2 separate regions of the Homo sapiens genome follow, and region 2 is linked to region 1. A link is an interaction called in ENCODE POLR2A ChIA-PET data of the cell type or tissue named here. Cell type or tissue: OCI-LY7. All regions are shown on one strand. Links, peaks and the distances in the headings refer to the core of each region. The heading gives the core; the rest is flanking DNA.

Region 1 (7,283 bases), core at 1-5,000:
TAATCCCAGCTACTCGGGAGGCTGAAGCAGGGAGAAATGCTTGAACCCGGGAGGTGGAGGTTGCAGTGAGCCGAGATCGTGGCACTATACTCCAGCCTGGGTGACAGAGTGAGACTCGGGCTCAAAAAAAAAAAAAAAAGGCACAGTTTGAGGGTGGGGGCTCGCACATGTAATCCCAGAACTTTAGAAGGCTGAGGAGGGAGGATCTCCTAAGCCCAAGAGACCAGGCTGGGCAACAAAGTGAGATCTCATCTCTATAAAAACCAAACAAAACAGTCTGGTGAAAAATGCGATAGAATGAAGTATATTATAGACAAAAGGGACCTTCAGTATCAACTCTCACATATTGATTGTCGATGAAGAAAAGAGTCAAACTCTGTAAAATATTTGAAGAGACTTATTCTGAGCCAAATATGAGTGACCATGGCCAGTGACACAGCCCCAGGAAATCCTGAGAACGTGTGCTCAAAGTGGTCGGACTACAGCTTTTTATTACACATTTTAGAGAGACAGAAGACATCAAAAAATACATGTAAGATGTACATTGGTTCAGTGAGGGTGGATGGGGCGCTTCTACATCATGAGTGAATTCAAAGATTTTCTGATTGGGAGTTAGTTGAAAGAGTTTATCTAAAGACCTGAAATTTATAGAAGGGAGTGCCTGAATTAAGATAAGGGGTTGCGAAAACCAAGGTTCTTGTTATGCAGATAAAGCCTCCAGGTAGCAGGCTTCAGAAAGAACACATTGTAATTATTTCTGGGTCTCACTCCATCACCCAGGCTGGAGTGCAGTGGTGCAATCTCAGCTAACTGCAGCCTCAACCTCCCAGGCTCAAGCCATCCTCGCACCTCTCAGCCTCTGGAGTAGCTGGGATTACAGATGCGCGCCACTACGTCCTGGTAATTTTTGTATTTTTAGTAGAGACAGGGTTTCACCGTGTTGCCCAGACTTATCTCGAACTCCTGGGCTCAAGCAACCCACCTGCCTCGGCTTCCCAAAGTGCTGGGATTACAGGAGTGGGCCACAGCACCAGGTCAGATTGTAAAACTTTTAATTTTTATTTATTTTTTTTATTTTATTTTATTTTATTTTATTTTTTGAGACGAAGTTTCGCTCTTGTTGCCCAGGCTGGAGTGCAATGGTGTGATCTCGGCTCACTGCAACCTCCACCTCCCAGGTTCAAGTAATTCTCCTGCCTCAGCCTCCCAAGTAGCTAGGATTACAGGCGCCCACACCCCCACCCCATGCCTGGCTAATTTTTGTATTAGCCAGAGATGGGGTTTCACCATGTTGGCCTGGCTGGTCTCGAACTCCTGACCTTCAGGTGATTCACCTGCCTTGGCCTCCCAAAGTGCTGGGATTATAGGCGTGAGTCACCATGCCCAGCCAAAAATTTTATTTTTTACCTTTTTAAGGTGCAAGACTCTCAGTAAATTCTCTCCTGGTTAAGGAAAAATATCTGGAAAGGGAAGGGGATTCTCTACTGAAAGTAGATTTTCCCCACAAGAGACACCTTTGCAGGGCCATTTCAAAATGTGTCAAAAATATATATATATTTTTTGGGGTAAACTACTTCAATTTACTTCAGGGCCTGCTGTCTGTCATGTTGGTATCTTACTGCTACAAAAAGCCTTCTTTGTCAGACTTATGTTAATGCTGGTCAGATGTGCCTGAATCCCAAAGGGACTCTGTCCCAAAGGGAGGAGAGTATAATGAGGCTTGTCTGACCACCTGTTCCCATCATGACATGAACTAGCGTTTCAGGTAACTTTGGAATGCCCCTGGACAAGGAGGCATCCATTCAACTGATTGGGGAGCTTAGAATTTTATTTTTGGTCTACATGGTAAAGCTTAAAGTTGCGGAAATCATTATCCTCAGTCAAGCTAAAGCCTAGGTATCCAGACCTCTCTTTCACCTAATTTATTTGCAATTAATCCAAAGTTCTAGGCCAGGCACAGTGACTCACACCTGTAAACCCAGTCCTTTGGGAGGCGGAAGCATGGAGGATCACCCGAGGCCAGGAATTCAAGGCTGCAGTGAGCTAAGATTGCACCACTGCTCTCCCGCCTGGGTGACAGAGCAAGACCCTGTCTCTAAAAGAAATTTTTAAAACAAATAACAAAGTACTGGTTTATGCTGTATTTATAAAACAACATATGTAGTAAGATTTTCTTAGTTTTAGAACCCAGAAAGCTGTGCCAAATGCTTTGAGAGTTGACTTATTTCCTATTAGGTTTTTTAAATACTTGCAGTCCAGATACTGCTTTTAATTTTTTAAAAAACAGTATCCATACTTACAGGCTCTGATTAAGTTTCAAAGACTAAGCCTGCCATGCTTGTCGGTGTGTGATTCCTTCCTCTAAGATTCCAGACATTCCCGTCTCCAGGCATCACTGTGTCGGGGGAGCGCTGTGTGAAAATGGCTGTGATCTTTGTGCGGTTTGTCCGGTTATACCTCACTGGGACACCAGAGGGCGCAAGGAGGGCCAGCACTTGTTTTTCTTTAAATCTCGAATCAAAGTCCATGCAGAGAACAACAAAAGACCCGGAACACAGGGGCCTTGAGACAAAGGGACTCAGGGGAAAAGGCTGCACGCCCTGTTTTACTGAAGTGGAATTTGCTTCTTCACCCTCCTCACCTCCTCACCTCCTCCCCACCTTAAGGAACTAGAAATAAACAACTTAAGCTGCAAAATAATGAAATCTGGCTAACAAGGAAAACCAAACTAGAATACATTACTCAACATGTCATAGGCTAAGAGGACTATCACAAATGTACATTTGAGCTATTTGCTTTGCCTAATATTAATAACTTTAAAGAAAATTTTATTGTTTGCTTTTCTGAGTTCAATATATGCACATAGTAGAAAATTTAGAAAAGGTGGAATAGCAAAAAGAACAGCGATCATCAACACACTCTTAACCCAGATATAACTACTTTTAATATCTTCAGCTACTTCTTTCCAGATGTTTTCTTCTTTCTTTCTTCCTTTTTTTTTTTTTTTTTTTTGAGACGGAGTCTCACTCTGTCCCCATGCTGGAGTATAATGGCGCGATCTAGGCTCACTGCAACCTCCGCCTCCCAGATTCAAGTGATTCTCCTGCCTCAGCCTCCCGAGTAGCTAGGATTATAGGCACCCACCACCACGCCCAGCTAATTTTTGTATTTTTAGTAGAGACGGGGTTTCACTCTGTTGGCCAGCCTGGTCTCGAACTCCTGACCTCAAGTGGTCCTCCCGCCTCAGCCTCCCAAAGTGCTGGGATTACAGGCATGAGCCACCGCACCCAGCCACCAGACGTTTCCAGTACTTACAAATGCATAGAAAAAAAATGGGATTCTGCGTGCTATTTTGTGCTGGTTCTCTTCTTATTTTCTAGATCACTAACTTCATTTTATTGATAAATTCTGATAATAAAACTTTGCTAATCATATGAGTTAATCACAGGTAGGAGAATAAGAAATTTCAAAAGCTACAGGCAGCTTTTTTCCCAAAATAGCAGCAACTTGAATGCCAGACCTGAGTCATGCATTTGAAGCAGAAGTTTTTCTGTTGCTTTGTGTTTAGAAAACACGGAAAGACTAAAGAAAAGGCCTGTCGCAGTGGCTCACACCTGTAATCCCAGCACTTTGGAAGTCCAAGGCGGATCACAAGGTCAGGAATTTGAGACCAGCCTGGTCAACATGGTGAAACCCTATCCCTATTAAAAATACAAAAATTAGCCAGGCATGGTGGCCCGCACCTGTAGTCCCAGCTAATCGGGCAGCTGAGGCATGAAAATTGCTTGAACTTGGGAGGCGCAGGTTGCAGTGAGCCAAGGTCACACCACTGCACTCCAGCCTGGGTGACAGAGTGAGACGGGTCTCAAAAAAAAAAAAAAAATCCAAAGAAAAGAAGTAGAAACTGTTCCATCCCACCCCAAACAGGCTGAATAATTTGTCCTTCTGGGTAGCCTGAGGACTGAATGCCAAAGGGCCAGGGGGTGTGGGTCACCAGGACCCTTTGTTCCTCACACTGGGGCTAGTGTTTGCCTCAAAGCTAGACAGATCAGTAAAGCTATTAACCGGGATAGGTCAGCAGGTGGTCAGTAGGGCAGGAAAAAAGTCAGGAAAACGGAGGTCACTGATCTCCTGTTGGGTTGGGGCCAATGTTGGCAGGCAGGTTCCTTAAAGGACAGGAAGCTTAGGCCAGCCCAGGAACAGATAACTCTAAGGAAAGTGATGGCAAGATCTGAGGCCCTGAAAACCTCTGAGGGACACCTAATCACTAAGCCCACAGATTCCTTAATTTACAGCAACAGATAAAGGTGATGTTCTCGGCCACAGGAATTTAGTTAAATCACTGGAGCTGTCTGGCCTCAGTTTCCTTATCTGTATAACGAAAGGATCAAGAAGATAGGTAAGGTTCCTGTCAGTTCCTCAAAGATTGTGATGTTTAATTCTCCCCAGTCATGCATTATAATGAAAGGTGAAGACATTTCCTGCCCCCTGCCACTCCAGTCCCCTAAGCAGCAGCCCCTCCACCATATACTCTTTCCCGCATTGCCACTTTTCCCAAATTGCCACATGCTCTGAGCCTTTGTATTAATGTTTCTCTGTTCCCTAAGTGCTGGAAAACATTTCCCCCATTCTTTTTCTAAGTTCATCATCATTCTTTGGTGGCCCAGCTAAAAATAGGTCTTTCTTTGACCACTCCAGCCCTTCCCTCTCTGTAATCCCGTAGTATTCTGCACATACCTCCATCACTTTCTACCTCTGTAGCCTTCATCTTCCAGTGCCTCAGTTTCCTCACTGTAAAAAGGAGAAAATTATTATAGCAAACTCATAGGATTTAAATAAGGATTAAATGGTATTAAATAAAATGTATAGTAAGTCATTGGTTTGAACTGAGTTCCTACACTAGGCCCAACAGACAAACCAAAATAGAGTCACTCATGCTGGAGTTCCACACCACTAAGCTGAAAATAAGTTGTTTATCTGACCTTCCAAGAAATCAGGAGGGGGCGGAGCATGGTGGCTCACACCTGTAATCTCAGCACTTTGGGACGCCAAGGCAGGTGCTGAGCTTGAGATCAGGAGTTCAAGACCAACCTGGGCAACATGGAGAGCCCCCACCCCCCAACACCACCACCATCCCTCTACAAAAAATACAAAATATTAGTGGCATAGTGACGCGTGCCTCTGATCCCAGCTACTCCAGAGGCTGAGGTGAGAAGACCGGTTCAGGCAGGGATTGCAATGAGCTGTGATCACCCCAGCCTGGGTGACAGGGCAAGACCCTGTCTCAAAAAAAGGAGAGAAAAAAAAGAGAGAAAGAAATCAGCAGCGAGATATAATAGTCAAATCCCCAAGCAGGTCAGTTTTCGCTGGAATGATAAGAAGGTCCACTCTGCTTTAACCTTTAAACGGAAAGTAACTTTAAAGCACCAATCCACTTTGTGTTTTCTGTTTCTGCTTTGCTCAACCCTTTTTTGTCTATAAAGCCAACCTTGGCCAGGCAAGGTGGCTTATGCCTGTAATCCCTGCATTTTGGGAGGCCAAAGCAGGTGGATCACCTGAGGTCAGGAGTTTGAGACCAGCCTGGCCAACATGGTGAAACCCCGTCTCTACTAAAACTACAAAAAATTAGTTGGGCATGGTGGTGGGCACCTGTAATCCCAGCTACTCAAGAGGCTCAGGCAGGAGAATCTCTTGAACCTGGGAGGCAGAAGTTGCAGTGGGCTGAGGTTGTGCCACTGCACTCCAGCCTGGGCACCAAGAGCGGAACTCTGTCTCAAAAATAAAATAAAAGCCAAACTCTTCTGTTCAGCTCATTGAAATACTCATTCTATTTTATGGAATGAGATGTTGCCTGATTTTAGAATCACAAATGGAAGCCAATTAAGATCTTTAAATCTGTTATAACTTTGTCCTTGGACAATGGTTAATATTATATAAGGCACTTGAAGCCTAAGGCATAGCAGGCTCTCCATCAGCATGAGCTATGCCTCCACCATAGCACTTACCAAATTGTATTGTAACTATCAGTTAAAAGTCCACCTCCCTCAAGAAATTTGAGTTCCTTGAGGGCAAGAAGTGAGTCTTACTAATTTTTTGTGCCCAATGCCTATCTCCATGCTTGGCACAAAAGATAAATCAATAAAGATTTATTTTTTTAAATAAGGAGGGAAAGAAAAGACTAAGTGTTAGTCGAGCTGAAGGGAGACAGACTTTTGCCTCTCAGTTTTTTGTTTTTTGCTTTTTTTTTGAGACAGAGCCTCGCTCTGTCGCCCAGGCTGGAGTGCAGTGGCGTGATCTCGGCTTACTGTAACCTACGCCTCCAGGGTCCCAGTTCAAGCAATTCTCCAGTAGCTGGGATTACAAGTACATGCCACCATGCCCAGATAATTTTTGTATTTTTAGTAGAGACAGGGTTTCACCATATTGGCCAACCTGGTCTTGAATTCCTGACCTCGAGGTCCACCCACCTCCTCTCAGTTTTAACTTTAAATTATTATTTAAATAAATTAGAGGCTGGGCCCAGTGGCTCATGCCTATAATCCCAGCACTTTGGGAGGCCAAGGCAGGCAGATGATTTGAGGTCAGGAGTTTGAGACCAGCCTGACCAACATGGTGAAACCCCGTCTCTACTAAAAATACAAAAAACTTAGCCGGTCGTGGTGGTGCACACCTGTAATCCCAACTACTCAGGAGACTGAGGCAGAAGAATCACTTGAACCCAGGAGGTAGAGGATGCAGAGCCGATACGGCGCCAGTGCACTCCAGTTTGGGCAACAGAGTAAGACTCTGTCTCAAAAAATAATAAATAAATAAATAAATAAATAAATAAAGACTGGGGAATAGTGAAGTATGAGCATCCCGAATATCTTCCCCACCCCTCACTTTAATAATTTAAACATGTATCCATCTAATTTGCCTTCCAGGCCCAAATCAAAAACATTCACCTTTCAATTTTAATGTTTATGGACAGTAAGTTCTTGTAATTTCCCATAATCTATTAAACTCAAATTTCCAAAATTTGGGTAGTTTCCAGTTTTTGACTATTATAAATACAGCCATTATAAACATAAGTGTGCAGGGTTTTTTGTGGACATATGTCTTCATTTCTCTCAGGTCAATATCTACGAGCAGTGTTGCTGGATCTTAGGATAAATGTATGTTTGTTTGTTTGTTTGTTTGTTTGGAGACAGTGTCTGGCTCTGTCACCTAGGCTAGAGTGCAATGGCTCAATCTCAGCTCGCTGCAATCTTTGCCTCCCGGGCTTAAGCAATTCTCCCACCTCA
Region 2 (6,179 bases), core at 1-5,000, 260 kb before region 1:
CAGTATGAGTCTGAAGGCCTGAGAACCAGGAGCACTATTGGTATAAATCCTGGTCCCAGACAGGGAGATGACTGATGCCCCATCTCTAACAGTCAGGCAGAAAAAAGCAAATTCTCCCTTCCTCTGCCTTTTTGTTCTCTTGAGGCCTTCAACAGATTCGACAATGCCCACCCACATTGGAGAAGACGATCTGCTTTACTCAGTCTACCAATTCCAATGTTAATCTCTTCTGGAAACACCCAGAGTAAGGTTTAATCAGATATCTGGACACCCTGTGGTTCAGTGAAGAAGTCGACACATAAAATTAACCACCACAGCAATAAGTCAATGCTAATAGTTACTGATGTCCTACAAGATGTTTATTATTATCTCCATTTTACAGATTTCGAACTGAAGAGTCAGGGAAGTGAAGCCACTTGGCCTAAGTGGCACAGCCAGTGAGTGGCAGAACTGGAACTCCAACCTGGGTCTGTTTGGCTCCAAAGTCTATGCGTCTCCCATTCCACCTACTACCACTCAGCACAAAAAGACTACCTCTGCCACCTCACTTCACAAAGCAGCCCCAAGAGAGAATCAGGAAATAGCCAAGAGAGGGGTTGCACCTTAAAACATTTTTCTCCCCTACCCACCCTCCATGTGATCTGCTTTTCTGCAGTATGTGGCCAGGGCTATGTAAACCCAAACACCATAAATCAATGTTGAATGAGCATTGTTGCTGCAGAAAGGCTATAACAGAGTATCATATGAGCTTTGGCCAGGCCCTGGAAGAAGTGACATCTATTTCCATACTTGGCATTTTTCCTCATGCTGTCGTCTCCTCTGCCTTTCTGTCTCCTCTTATACCCTCCCACATTGGCCCCACTACTCTCATTCTGCTCTCTGTCATCATGCAGTCATCCCTTCCCCCTTTTCATATTTTAAAGCTCACACAGCTGGTCCCCAGAGTCACTGCCTTCTCAACTGTCAAAATTGTCCAACATGAAAAATTGAAACAATAAACTAAAATGAATGCAACCGAAAGTGAAAACTACATGTGTGAAAATGGTCAAAATGCAAAGTTATTGTTCTCTGGTCTACTATCACTGAAAATTCAATGACTAACGTTTTTTTCACCCTTTACTCCAAATGTAGGGCTGGCCTCAACACACACTAATACAGCTGCGGGGTGTGGGGGGGACATTCTGCACACAATCTCCTTTGGAAGCCAGCTAAGTGACCGAGGATGAGTTATTTATTAACATCAGAGCTGCAAGTTCACCAAGAGTCACAGCAAGACTAGGTTCTAAATAATAAAAGTAAGAGATGGACTCCATAATTCATTTGGTGAAATCTCCATCAGATTTAACTGTTACCTGAGGGTTGATGGATTTTTTTTTTTACTTCCTTTTTTGAATACATAGAATATAAACACCCTTCCAAGATACACTTACAGTGAGACTAGGAAAGAGTCAGGAGCTTAAGAAAGAGGGTGCCTGAACAGCTAGATCCAAAAAGCTAGGCATTCACATGGTGAAGAAAGAGCTGAAAAAGAGATGGCCCAACTTCAAGAAGACTAGGAGAAAACCAGCCCAAAGAGTCTGGAAAGAAGACCCTCAACCCAAAACGTTTCCTCCAGCGACTGGCACAGAATAGACACTCCATATACATTTGCTGAATGAATGCATGTGAAAAAAATGAACACAGAGTAAAAAAGTTAAAATGATTAAGGGTATAAAATTTAATCACTTACTTCACTAATTGTTTTCACATTTCAAAACCTTGTAGTAAAGTTTATTAAGCATTCAGGAATACCTAAACAGAAGCAACATTAAGATGACAACTAAATATGTTCTGTAAATTTTACTCAATAAAAAGATTTTGAGAATTTACTGTGTCCCTACGGCCAAACACAAGACTTGGGAGGATTCTAAGATAAATTGGAGGTGGTCCCTGCCATCCAGATGACCATCTGGTGGCAGTCCCTTGAGCAGGTAAAGCAGCATTCCATTTCGAATGACCAAAGGAAAAAGCCTCCGCCCAATGCTATTTTCCCATTACCCCTCACAGGGCCTTAAATTATATCATTACAGATTAATTCTTTCAGGTCTTGAAGGTTAATTGAATCTCTTAAAAAAGGTAAAATACTCCTAGGACAGGTACCTTCTTAAGCCATTATCACCTGAGATTGGATCCAAGCATTCAATCACAGCTGGCAGAGAGCATATTAGACAGAAAGGATGGAGGAGCAATGGGGGGAGGGGTTTCAAGGAGGAGGAATTTGGGAAAGGAGGCACCTAAGAGCATCATTGATTAACTTTATTTGCAGGTTTCCTCATTTTTCCCATGTCCTAACCTATCGAGACTGGCATAGAAAGTTCATACAAGCCTGCACCAGCATGCCCCATACATCTTTCTGAAATATGTTTTCCAGTTCCTCACAGCTGGGTTTCTAAGCTCGACACCTGTATTTCCTAACCTGCTTCTGGTTCCTGAGACAGTTCTGATGATAACAGGAAATGCTTACTAGTTACTTAGTTTGAACCAGCCAGTATCCTACAAGCTTCACAAGAATTATCTCATTTAAGCATCTCAGCCATTCTATTCCCATTGTACAGGTGAGAAAACTGAGGGTCAGTGATATGATTTGGCTCTGACCCCACCCAAATCTCATCTTGAATTATAGCTTCCATAATTCCCACATGTTGTGGGAGGGACCCGGTAGGAGATAATTGAATCATGGGGTAGGTTTCCCCATACTGTTCTCATGGTAGTGAATAAGTCTCATGAGAGCTGATGGTTTTATAAGGGGAAACCCTTTCACTTGGTTCTCACTTCTTTCTTGTCTGCCACCATGGAAGATGTGCCTTTCACCTTCCACCTTCCACCTTGATTGTGAGGCCTTCCCAGCCATGTGGAACTGTGAGCCCATTAAACCTCTTTTTCTTTATAAATTAGCCAGTCTCAGGTATGTGTCTATCAGCAGCTTGAAAACGGACTAATACAGTCAAAGAAGTTAAGTAATTTGTCCCAATCACCTAGCTTTAAATTGCAAAGCCAGAATTTGAATATATTTAAGTCTGATTCTAGAGCCCAAACTCTTAAACTTAAAACTATAATAACCTATAACTCAGGTTGAAATCATTACAATAACCATATGAATCAGGCAGATCAAGGAAGCAATGGTCCCATCCTAACTTGGGTTCAAGGTCCAGTTCAACTGTGGGACCTTGGTCTTTAGCGTTCTCATCTCTAAGATAGCATTAATAAAATCTACTTTGTAGAGACATATGAAATCAGATGAGTTCATAAAGAAAGTGTTTGGCACAGAGTCCGTATTTCATAAATAGTAGCTGTAAGCTATGAACTTGCCATGAGCGCTTCTGTTCCGGTAATGTTCCTGTTGGCCTCCAGGGGATGCTCAAGCTTCTACTTCCTCCTCTCACAACATCTAATAGCAGTTCTTGACCTGACTATGCATTCAAATCTCCTAGGGGTAAATACATAACTGTGTACGTCTGCATTATATTTATAAAATATGTATCTGTGTGTACATACACGTATATACAAACACATACATGTCCAGGGAAGAAGACAGGACATCTCTCTTTTATAGGTTCCCTAGCATAACACACCGCAGCGCAACCCTAATGCACAGCAGAATTGAAAGCCACTGCAGTCGAAGAACAGCTAGGAAGGGTCAAGGCCAAGGACTTTGGAGATGATGCAGCTAGGAAATGGATGTTTCTGAGGGAGACGTAAAGTAGTTACAAGTTCTAGTGCCCAAGTTTGGAGTCTGTTCCTTGGGAACCCTTTATTTTAGGTTCTGTCTCTTTGTAGGAGCCCTCTCTTGGCTTATTAAAATCCTAGCCATACCCCAGCTCCTGGACTCTGAACTTGCCTCTGCCACTTTCTTGCAGCCTAGATTCCCTGATGAGAGGCCCTGACTCCCTGCAGGGACCCACCTTGTCACTGGTGCTGTCTTCAGCTAGTTCTGGGTAGAGGACGTGGATGGCCACAGAAGCGCCAGGCCTGCACCTCATGGCTGACCTTCCAGTAGCAATACCAAAGTGCAGAACAGATGTCCTGCCTTTTATTATTTTTTTTTTAGACAGGGTCTTGCTCTGTCACCCAGGCTGCAGTAGAGTGGTGTAACCATAGTTCACTGTAACATTAACTTAACTTAGGCTCAAGCAATCCTCCTATCTCAGCTTTCCAAGTAGATAGGAATATAGGTGCATGTCACTATGCTCAACTAATTTTTCAATTTTCTGTAGAAATGGGGTCTCACTATGCTGCCCAGGCTGATCTCAAATTTCTGGGCTCAAGTGACCCTCCCACCTTGACCTCCCAGCATGCTGGGATTACAGGCATGAGCTACCACACCCAGCCTAGATGCCCCACTTCTATCCACCCAAGAACATGACAAGGACCAGATTGGTCTTGCTTCAGCTAAAGACCCCTTTAAGTCCCAGGCTGAGATAAGACTGCTAGAAGCAGAATCTCTTTCCCCAAAACGAAAAATAAGCATGTCTTAGAGTTATTGACTACTACAGGCTGATCACACACTCACAGTTGAAAATCTTGTCCTTGTCTACCCTCAGTTTAGCTGACAAGGCCATTAGCCTGCCCCAGATGGGCCTGCTGCCCTCATAATGAGCAAAATGTAAATATTCTTTCCCCTCCCCCTTCCTCTCCAGGTTCTTCAGCTCCTCGTTTATTATTTTCCCAAACTATGAAAGACCCGCAGAGAAAAGCATGCTCACTACCCTCCCCCTGCCCTGAATTAGGAATCCAAACAGTTAATAAATTATCTGGATGCAAATAAGAGCCTGACGGTTTTTGTTGTTTTTTTTTTTTTTCATGAGAGGTGAAATGTCCCCATTTATTCACTCACTTGTCACTCAAACGGGGCTGAGCACGTATTCACCAAACTTGGCAGCATTTCACTCTGAGACTGAAAACAAACATGATAAATTTCTCCTCCAGAGATAATTCTGGTGATGTGTATAGGCCACTGAAAATGAGAATGTTATGACTTTAGCGCTGTGATAATATATGGTAGTAATTATATTAACAAGGGAAATTACATCTCTCTTCAGCAATTTCAGCTCATACCACCCATATGAATAGTGGGCAGCAGCAAAAATGCTGAAATGGTACCAGTAAAATAGGAGGAGCAATATTTGCTGAATTTAGAACCTACTTTAATCACTTTTTTAAACTGTATTGAGCTCCTACTATGTGCCAAGCACCCAGTGAGCACAGTGGGGAACATGAGGATGAATCAGACATGGTCCATGACCTTAAGATGCTTACCACACATCAGGGAAATAAGAGATCCACATACACGATTGTAATGCCAGGTAGGAAGTGAGAGATGGTCAAAGGAGAGGTGCAGATAGAGTTCTATGAGAACTGAAAAGAGGAAGCTGTCGCTTCTAGATGAAAGTATGATGAGGCTCTGGCTTGCCTGGAAAGCAATCAGGCACCCCGGAGGTGATGGACAAGCAACACCTTGCAGTTTTCCAGCATCAAGATAGGATGCAGATAATTAACACTGGAAATTCTGCCCACTGACCTAGCCCCAGAGAATATCCACCAGAATGCTCCACAGTTGGATGGCAATGAAAGCAAACCCCATATTCCATAGCTTCAAAAATCCTTCTGAAAAGCCTTTCACCAAGAACTTATAAATGTGTGGATTAATGGACTATAAATAGGGATTAAATGCATGAGCAAAATTCCATAATTCATTCTGAAGCTTTATTGGAACGAAATTTGAGATACTCGCTCTGTTCACTTCTAGCAATTTGATCAGCTTTTGTTTTCTTCCTCCCATGTGCAAGAAGACATAGGGAATTCCAGAAGAAATAAGACACAGTCCAGACCCAGGGCCTTGGAATCTCATAGAGGAGAAAGAAGCATGCCCAAAATAATCATAAAGATGATCTTCTATTTTAACAACATGATCTGGTGAAAACAGTATATGGTTTGGAATCAGACAGAATTGGGCTACATTTCTGCTTTGAAGCCTATCAGCTTTGTAACCTAAAAAAAAATTATTGACTCTCTCTAGATTGGCATCCCTTTATCTGGAAAGTGTTCAAATCTTAGGACTGTGGGAAGGATTAAATAGTATAGCATTATGGGAGCATTTTGTCTAATGTCTGCAGACATTTAATGAATCTGTTGAAAAATAT

What was found. Peaks named below come from ENCODE experiments on the same cell type or tissue, not always from the same donor. Only the 100,000 strongest peaks of a DNase experiment are listed, where the experiment ranks them.
Region 2: POLR2A ChIA-PET joins it to region 1 with 5 read pairs; 1 of 35 experiments calls an interaction of 5 or more read pairs at or near these places.

Annotation. Positions count from the first base shown.
Region 1 is chr12:98,488,694-98,495,976 of GRCh38, forward strand. It overlaps LINC02453 (long intergenic non-protein coding RNA 2453), which reads right to left. Exons shown (of 4, transcript NR_038383.1): 3 at 4,738-4,791. Among named protein-coding and RNA genes, the nearest start is that of TRD-GTC1-1, 11 kb to the right of the region's middle. RefSeq lists a silencer at 1,838-2,132. In OCI-LY7, for the core only: CTCF peaks have their summits at 2,473 (motif pointing right) and 2,677; a DNase peak (open chromatin) is centred at 2,488; H3K4me3 peaks cover 590 bases; H3K27ac peaks cover 515 bases.
Region 2 is chr12:98,223,974-98,230,152 of GRCh38, forward strand. No RefSeq gene overlaps it. Among named protein-coding and RNA genes, the nearest start is that of MIR4303, 230 kb to the left of the region's middle. RefSeq lists an enhancer at 3,527-3,696 and a cis regulatory region at 3,612. In OCI-LY7, for the core only: a CTCF peak has its summit at 3,378 (motif pointing right); DNase peaks (open chromatin) are centred at 988 and 2,458; H3K4me3 peaks cover 1,233 bases; H3K27ac peaks cover 2,658 bases.